Regions from separate parts of the Homo sapiens genome. Here region 2 is linked to region 1. A link is a contact called in ENCODE Hi-C or POLR2A ChIA-PET data. All regions are on one chromosome and are shown on one strand. Each heading gives the region's core, a stretch centred on a gene start or an enhancer-like site at or near the end of the contact. The rest is flanking DNA. Distances are from core to core; before and after follow the strand shown. Region 1 overlaps GYS1 (glycogen synthase 1). Region 2 holds the start of LMTK3 (lemur tyrosine kinase 3).

Evidence for each region. Hi-C counts contacts between places; a loop is a spot of excess contacts on that map. ChIA-PET counts read pairs that join two places held with the same protein, here RNA polymerase II (POLR2A). Pooled maps may share reads with other maps.
Region 2: a loop to region 1 is called in a pooled map, with 3 times the contacts of the local background. The contact joins the promoter of LMTK3 here to the enhancer-like site in region 1. A Hi-C loop is called at or near these places in 2 of 168 maps with a recorded cell type or tissue (CD8-positive, alpha-beta T cell and naive thymus-derived CD4-positive, alpha-beta T cell) and 6 of 50 pooled maps. POLR2A ChIA-PET finds 5 or more read pairs at or near these places in 1 of 52 experiments (Panc1).

The regions. Positions count from the first base shown.
Region 1 is chr19:48,977,374-48,980,928 of GRCh38, forward strand. GYS1 (glycogen synthase 1) reads right to left here. Exons shown (of 16, transcript NM_002103.5): 9 at 725-784; 10 at 551-629. Among named protein-coding and RNA genes, the nearest start is that of FTL, 14 kb to the left of the region's middle. RefSeq lists an enhancer at 1,589-1,828. Within about 2 kb of position 1,548, at least 13 of the 41 ENCODE cell types and tissues checked have a DNase peak (open chromatin) inside an H3K27ac peak, as active enhancers do.
Region 2 is chr19:48,510,043-48,513,597 of GRCh38, forward strand. LMTK3 (lemur tyrosine kinase 3) reads right to left here and starts at 1,793. Exons shown (of 15, transcript NM_001388485.1): 1 at 1,459-1,793; 2 at 417-550; 3 at 1-131. The coding sequence starts at 1,534.

The DNA.
Region 1 (3,555 bases), core at 298-2,797:
CTTGAGGTCAGGAGCTTGAGACTGGCCTGGCCAACATGGTGAAATCTCGTTTCTACTAAAAATATATAAATTAGCTGGGTGTGGTGGCATGTGCCTGTAATCCCAGGTACTTGGGAGGCCAAGGCAGGAGTATTGCTTGAACCCAGGAGGCAGAGGTTGCAGTGAGCCGAGATCGTGCCACTGCACTCCAGCCTGGGCGACAGAGCGAGACTCCATCTCAAAATAAATAAATAAATATAATAAAAATAAATAAACAAATAAGCTTCCTTTTGCTCATTGACCCCAGAATCCCAGAGAAACCACACGTCCCAGCAACCCTCGTGGCAGAATAAGCCACAGAAAACAGCCCACCCTAAGTGCCTCGCCTCCAGCAACTGAAGTTGCACGAGTCAGCACGTGCCCTTCTGTGGACCTCAGAATAGATCCCTTCATAAAGGGCTGCAGGAGAAAGCAGGACTCCCAGCAATCTCTGGGGTCTGAGCTGGCCTGGCAAGCTGCCTCTGGGGCTGCCAGGAACTGCTATCTCTCTGCACAGAGGTCCAATCCATACCTGCGTTGCAAAGATGGCTCTCTTCATCATAGTGAAGTCTTCCTTATCCAGCATCTTGTTCATGTCGGGAAGGCTCCCACTGCAAGGCAAGCAGGGGCATGCATGTGAGAACGGAGTAATGAGAGGGGTTAGTCAGGGCCTAGGAGGGCACAGGGCTGAGGGTGGGGCACTCACACCAGTAAGGATTCATAAAGCTTCCTCCCGAACTTTTCCTTCACCGTGTTGGCCGTGTCCCTGGAGGAAGCAGAGCAACAGGGTCACATACACACCAGCTGCCATTTACTGTTAGGCTTCTTTAGTTAGTTTGTTTGTTTATTTTGAGACGGAGTTTGGCTCTTGTTGCCCAGGCTGGAATGCAATGGCGTGATCTCGGCTCACTGCAACCTCTGCCTCCCAGGTTCAAGCAATTCTCCTGCCTCAGCCTCCCGAGTAGCTGGGATTACAGGCATGAGCCACCGCGCCCGGCTAATTTTCTATTTTTAGTAGAGACGGGGTTTCTCCATGTTGGTCAGGCTGGTCTCAAACTCCCAACCTCAGGTAATCTGCCCACCTCGGCCTCCCAAAGTACTGGGATTAGAGGCTTGAGCCACTGTGCCCAGCAGTTTATTTATTATTATTATTATTATTATTGACAGAGTTACTCTGTCGTCCAGGCTGGAGCGCAGTGGTGCGATCTTGGCTCACTGCAACCTCTGCCTCTCAGGTTCAAGCAATTCTCCTGCCTCAGCCTCCTGAGTAGCCGGGATTACAGGCACCTGCCACCATGCCCGGCTAATTTTTGTAACTTTAGTAGAGACGGGGTTTCACCACGTTGGCCAGGCTGGTCTCGAACTCCTGACCTCTGGCTGGTAATTGGCCACCTCGGCCTCCCAAAGTGCTGGAATTACAGGCATGAGCTGCCGCGCCCAGCTACCCTTAGGTTTCTAGGATAGCAAGGAAACTGAGGTGTGAGCAGGGAAGCCGTGCCCTGGGGCCTCCAGGCTGGAGGATGGGGACCCAGGGGGCAGGCCCTGGAAGGCTTAGGACCCACGTGCCTGACATCAGCTGTGTGGTCAGGGACAGGTGGCCTTCCCTCTCTGACTGCAGTGACTCATTTTTCAGAGGAGGATGAAAATAGAATCAACCTCAGAGGTTTGCGATGAGGACCCAATGATGTCATGCCAAAAAGTACACATGGCAAGCCTTCCAGAAATGTCAGCTATTATTAGGACTTGTACTTGTCCTGCAGATGGCAATGCTAAGCCCCATTTTATACGAAAAGAAAGTAAGATTCTGAGAAAGGACCACTTAGGCACACAAGTAAAGCTAGCAGTGTCACACAACAGCCCCACGGTCACTCCTCCACTTAAAATCCTCCCATAGCTCTGGCCTCATTTATTTTTCTTTCTTTGTCTCTTTTTCTTTTTTCTTTTCTTTTTTTTTTTTTTTTTTTTTTTTTTTTTTTTTTTTTTTTTGAGACAGAGTCTTGCTCTGTCGCCCAGGATGGCGCAATCTCGGCCACTTTCTAGGTTCAAGAAATTCTCCTGCCTCAGCCTCCTGAGTAGCTGCAATTACAAGCGTGCGCCACCACATCTGGCTAATTTTTATATTTTTAGTACCGATGGGATTTCACCACGTTGACCAGGCTGATCTCGAACTCCTGACCTCAAGTGATCTGCCCTCCTCAGCCTCCCAAAGTGCTGGGATTACAGGTGTGAGCCACCGCGCCCAGCCTCTTTCTTTCTTTTTTTTTTTTTTTTTTTTGAGACCGAGTCTCACTGTCACCCATGCTGGAGTGCATTGGCGCGATCTTGGCTCACTGCAATCTCTGCCTCCCGGGTTCGAGCGATTCTCCTGCTTAGCCTCTCGAGTAGCTAGGACTACAGATGTGTGTCACCACGCCCTGCTGATTTTTTTTATTTTTAGGAAAGACGGGGTTTCACCATGTTGGTCAAGCTGGTCTCAAACTCCCGACCTCAGGTGATCCACCCGCCTCGGCCTCCCAAAGTGCCGGGATTACAGGTGTGAGCCACCACGCCCGACTTCTTTTTTATTTTTTTGAGACAGAGTCTCACTCTGTTGCCTAGGCTGGAGTGCAGTGGCGCAATCATGCCTCACTACAGCCTCAACCTCCAGGGCCAAAATGATCCTCCTGCCTCCTGTAGCTGGCACTACAGGTGCCCTCCATCTTGCCTCACTTTCTACCCCTTCTCTATGAGACATGTCACTCCAGCCCCATGGGACTCCCCACCGCGTCTCAATCATGCCTCGGGGCCTTCGAGTTTGCTGTTCCTCAGATACCCACAGGGCTTGCTCCCTCGTCACCTTTCCTCGTCTCTGCCCAATAACACTTTCTCAGTGTGGCCTGTCCTGACAACCCCGTCTCATATTCCAGTTCTGCTTTATTTTTGCCCAAAAGTAAATTCCGTCTACAGGATTTTCTAGAATACAAGCTCCATGAGGAAAGGGATCTTATCTTTCTGGTTCACAGCTGTATTCCCAGGACCTGGAATACATGAGGAGGGCAGGTCACTTGAGGTCAGGAGTTCAAGACCAGCCTGGTCAACGTGGTGAAATCCCATCGGTGCTAAAAATATAAAAATTAGCTAGCACATAGTAGATGCTCAGTGAGTATCTCTGCTAATGAATGAACGGTTTTACAGATGAAGAAACTGAGCTTTGCTGGGAGGCGGAGGTTACAGTGAGCTGAGATTACGCCACTGCACTCCAGCCTGGGCAACAGTGAGACTCTGTTTCAAAAAAAAAAAAAAATCAGAGAAAAGAAAAAGAAACTAAGCCAGGCGCAGTGGCTCACCCCTGTAATCCCAGCACTTTGGGATGCCAAGGCGGCTGGATCACCTGAGGTCAGGTGTTCAAGATCAGCCTGGCCAACATGGTGAAACCCCATCTCTACTAAAAATACAAAAAAAGGCTAGGTGTGGTGGCTCACGCCTGGAATCCCAGCACTTTGGGAGGCTGAGGCAGGCGGAACACCTGAGGTCAGGAGTTCAAGACCAGCCTGGCCA
Region 2 (3,555 bases), core at 543-3,042, 470 kb before region 1:
GCAGGCATTGGCAGGGAGACCTCAGCCAGCGGGAGAATGTAGACATCAGGCAGCGACTGTGAGGAGGAGGTCTCCTCCGCAGGGGGAGTGTACTCCCCGGAGCAGTCCTCCCCTTCAGGGTTCTCAAATTCCTGGGGCCAGGAGAGGAGAAGAGGGGTGGGAGAACGCAGGGCTGAGAGACACGCCATCGTCTTTCTCTTAAGTTTGTCTCCCCTTCATTTTTGTAACTGTCTCCCAGTCCCAGCCCAATTTCCATCCCCCATTTCCCCATCCCAAGGCTCCAGATCTTGCCATAGCTTCAAGCTGGAAGGTGCTCTCGGATTTACTGCCCCCTTCTCCCCACCAACCACCTGTGTAGGGGGTAAAGGCCTTGCTGGAGTCTTCCTCCCCAAGTTGAATCCCCTCATGCACCTCACCTTGAAGCCGACATCGCCCCGTTTGCAGCACAGACAGGTGAGGAGGAGGAAGATGAAGGCCAGCAGGCCGGAGCAGGAAATGAGGACCACAGCGTAGGGAGGAGCCAGAGGAGCCCGGCCCAGGGCGAATCCATCTGTGGGCACAGGGCTGGGCTGGGGTCCCAGCTTCAAGTCCCTGGATACCGGAATCATGCCCCCTCCCGTCCCGGCACGTCTTGGACTACAACTCCCGTGATGCTCTGCGACCAGGGTCCCTTGGCAGAGGTGCAGAGTGGCCCAAGGCATTGTGGGAGTTGTAGTTTGGGGCCTTCCCAAGTGGTTGGATTGGGGGTGGGGTCTCTCTTCTCGTCCCAAACTGGGACCCCCGCCACCTCATCCCACCCCATCCCCTCACCCCAGGCTTGGATGAATTCCAATGAGGGTTGAAGGAAAGAGGAGTGATAGTGAAGTCTGGAGCTTGCAGAATTTAAAATACGCTCCCGTGGACAGCCTCATTACCCCTCGTTGGGGAGGAGGACTAGCTCTCAGCTGCAGGCTGGGAGAAGATTCTTGCCCCATGCTGGAACCCCCCAGTTTGTGGGGTTGAGATCTGTCTCTTTTAGGGACGCTTGGCGCACACCGATGTTCTCTATCCCCAGCCCAAGACCCAGAGAAGGGAACTCCGCAAGCCCTGGGTCTCTCCAGAAGCCAGAGACAGCCTCCCGTGTTGTGTCCCCCTTAGAAATAGTATTCCTGTCCTCTGCCCCCAATTCTCCCAGAGGCCCTGTCCTTCCCCTTCTTCCTGCACACACCAGCACAAACACATGCGTGCACGCATACACACATGTTGCCCAAACGGAGCCCCCTCCCCACCCAGCCCCCAGCCTCCCTCCCACAGGCCCTGCTGACAGAGGCACCGTCCCCGCCGCTCCGGGCCCTGCTGGGCTGCGGGAAGACGCGCACCAGGTGACGGGGCAGGACCCGCAGACAGACCCCTGGGCAGACAGCGAGGCCGCCGCGGGGGTGGGGGCCACCGGACAGACTGATGGCCCGACAGACTCACCGGGGTGGGCCGGGGACGCCAGGCAGCCGGAGGCGGAGACGGCCGCAAGGAGGATGAGGGCGCCGGGGGCAGGCATCTTGTCGAGGATGGCAGGGAGGTGGAGGTGGTGGCGGCTGGGGAGGAGGGGGGGGCGGGCCCTCAGCCCCCAGCCATGGGGACCCGCGCGACCCTGGCCTCCTCCCGGCCCAGGAGAGGGGCAGGAGACGCAGGACAGGGGGAGGGAGGGGCTGCTTGCTGGCTCAGGTACCCCCCTCCCCCTCTTTGAAGGGACAGACGGATGAAGGGATGGAGAGGCGGACAGAGGAGAGATGCTGGGGAGCCGGGGTTGCTGGGGTGGGGGGGAGAGGGTAGGATGGGGGGGGCGAGAAAGAGGGCCCCGCCCCCGAGGGCAGCCAGGATTGGGGGAGCAGAGAGCCTGTCACAGGAAGGGTGGGAGGAGGGAGGATGGAGCGTCGTCATGGCAACTGGCTCCCCCGTAGCATTGGCTGCCAGGAGGGAGGGGAGGAAATGGGAGGGGGAGGGACAGACAGGGACCGGCACACACTTGCAGCGGGGGTGGGGGGGCAGGGCCCACGGGTGCCTGGCCCGGACACCGCTGTGACATGCCACCAGCATGGACACATGTGCTACACGCTAAGATGCAGATGTCAGGCACGCGCAGCCCACACACAGCTGACACACGTCGCAGGGACCCTCATAGACAAGCGCATCACATACAAAGGTGGACAGCCATCAGCAGACGGGGACACGTACACGTCACACACAAAGACGCAGGGACCGCACTGGAAACGCACAGGCAGGCCAGCTTCCAGCACAGATGCACCCGGCCACGCAGGAACGTCAAAGCATCACAAAGACCCACACATGCCCCGGACAAAGTAAAGCCCCAGATCCACAGACGCACACGCCACAGACAAAGATCCCCACGGACACCACTGTGACATGCTGACACTCATAGTCACAGCCACGCAGACAGTCCCTAGACAAATGGGCAACAAAGAATACCCACAGACACAAGTATCACATACATGCACGTCACACAGACATGCACAGACAGCAATTGCACAGACACACGCAGACACACACATCACATGAACTAACATAGACACGGACACAGCAGCTACACAGAGACAGGCACATCACATACATGAGTACACAGAAACATAATACATGCATGTATACGGACACGTAACATGCATCACTCACACGGACACAAGCTTCACTCACATGGATACACACAGACACACTACATACACATGCATGCGGGCACACACAACTCATACATACAGGGCTACATAAATCACATGCAAAAATACACATAAATACACCACACACTGATACATACAGACACATATAACATGCACATATACACAGTCACACATACATAAGCACAGACATAGGCACACAGATCAAATACACAGACACACAGAGTTGCACACATCACATACCTAAACAGACATGGACACACACATCACAAATACACACACCTTTCACACAAGGTTACAAAGACACAGAACCCCACCACAGTCACACATCACATACATAAACACACACTGGCACACATAACACATACAAAGAGTCACACACCCACAACACAGACACAGACACGCGCACAGACACACGGGTCGCAAATACCCACGTTTCCCGTGCGGTTACGCAGACATTACACAACCACAGCACTTGCCTCATACAAAAGATACATGATCATAGTTTATTTAATGTATTTATTCTTATGAGTATTTAGTCTGTGCCAGGTATCGTCCGCAGCGTTTTACACGTACAGAATTACCTCTCAATCCTCACAACCGCCCTCTGAGACAGGTATTTTTTAATCATGCCCATTGTACAGATGAGGCAACTGAGGCACAGCGCGGGGTAGTCACCTGCCCCAAGGCACACAAGCCGGGGAGTGGCAAAGCTGGGACTGGAACCCGGTCCATCGGGGACACCGACACATCAGACAAGGACACACATACATCACGTGCCAGGCCGCCGCCGTCTCGGGGTCACATCCCACCCTCCAGCGCCCCGAGCTGCAGACACACCCGGAAGCGCGGACTCCCACCCTGGGCGCGGACCTCTCCATCGTCCGTGAGC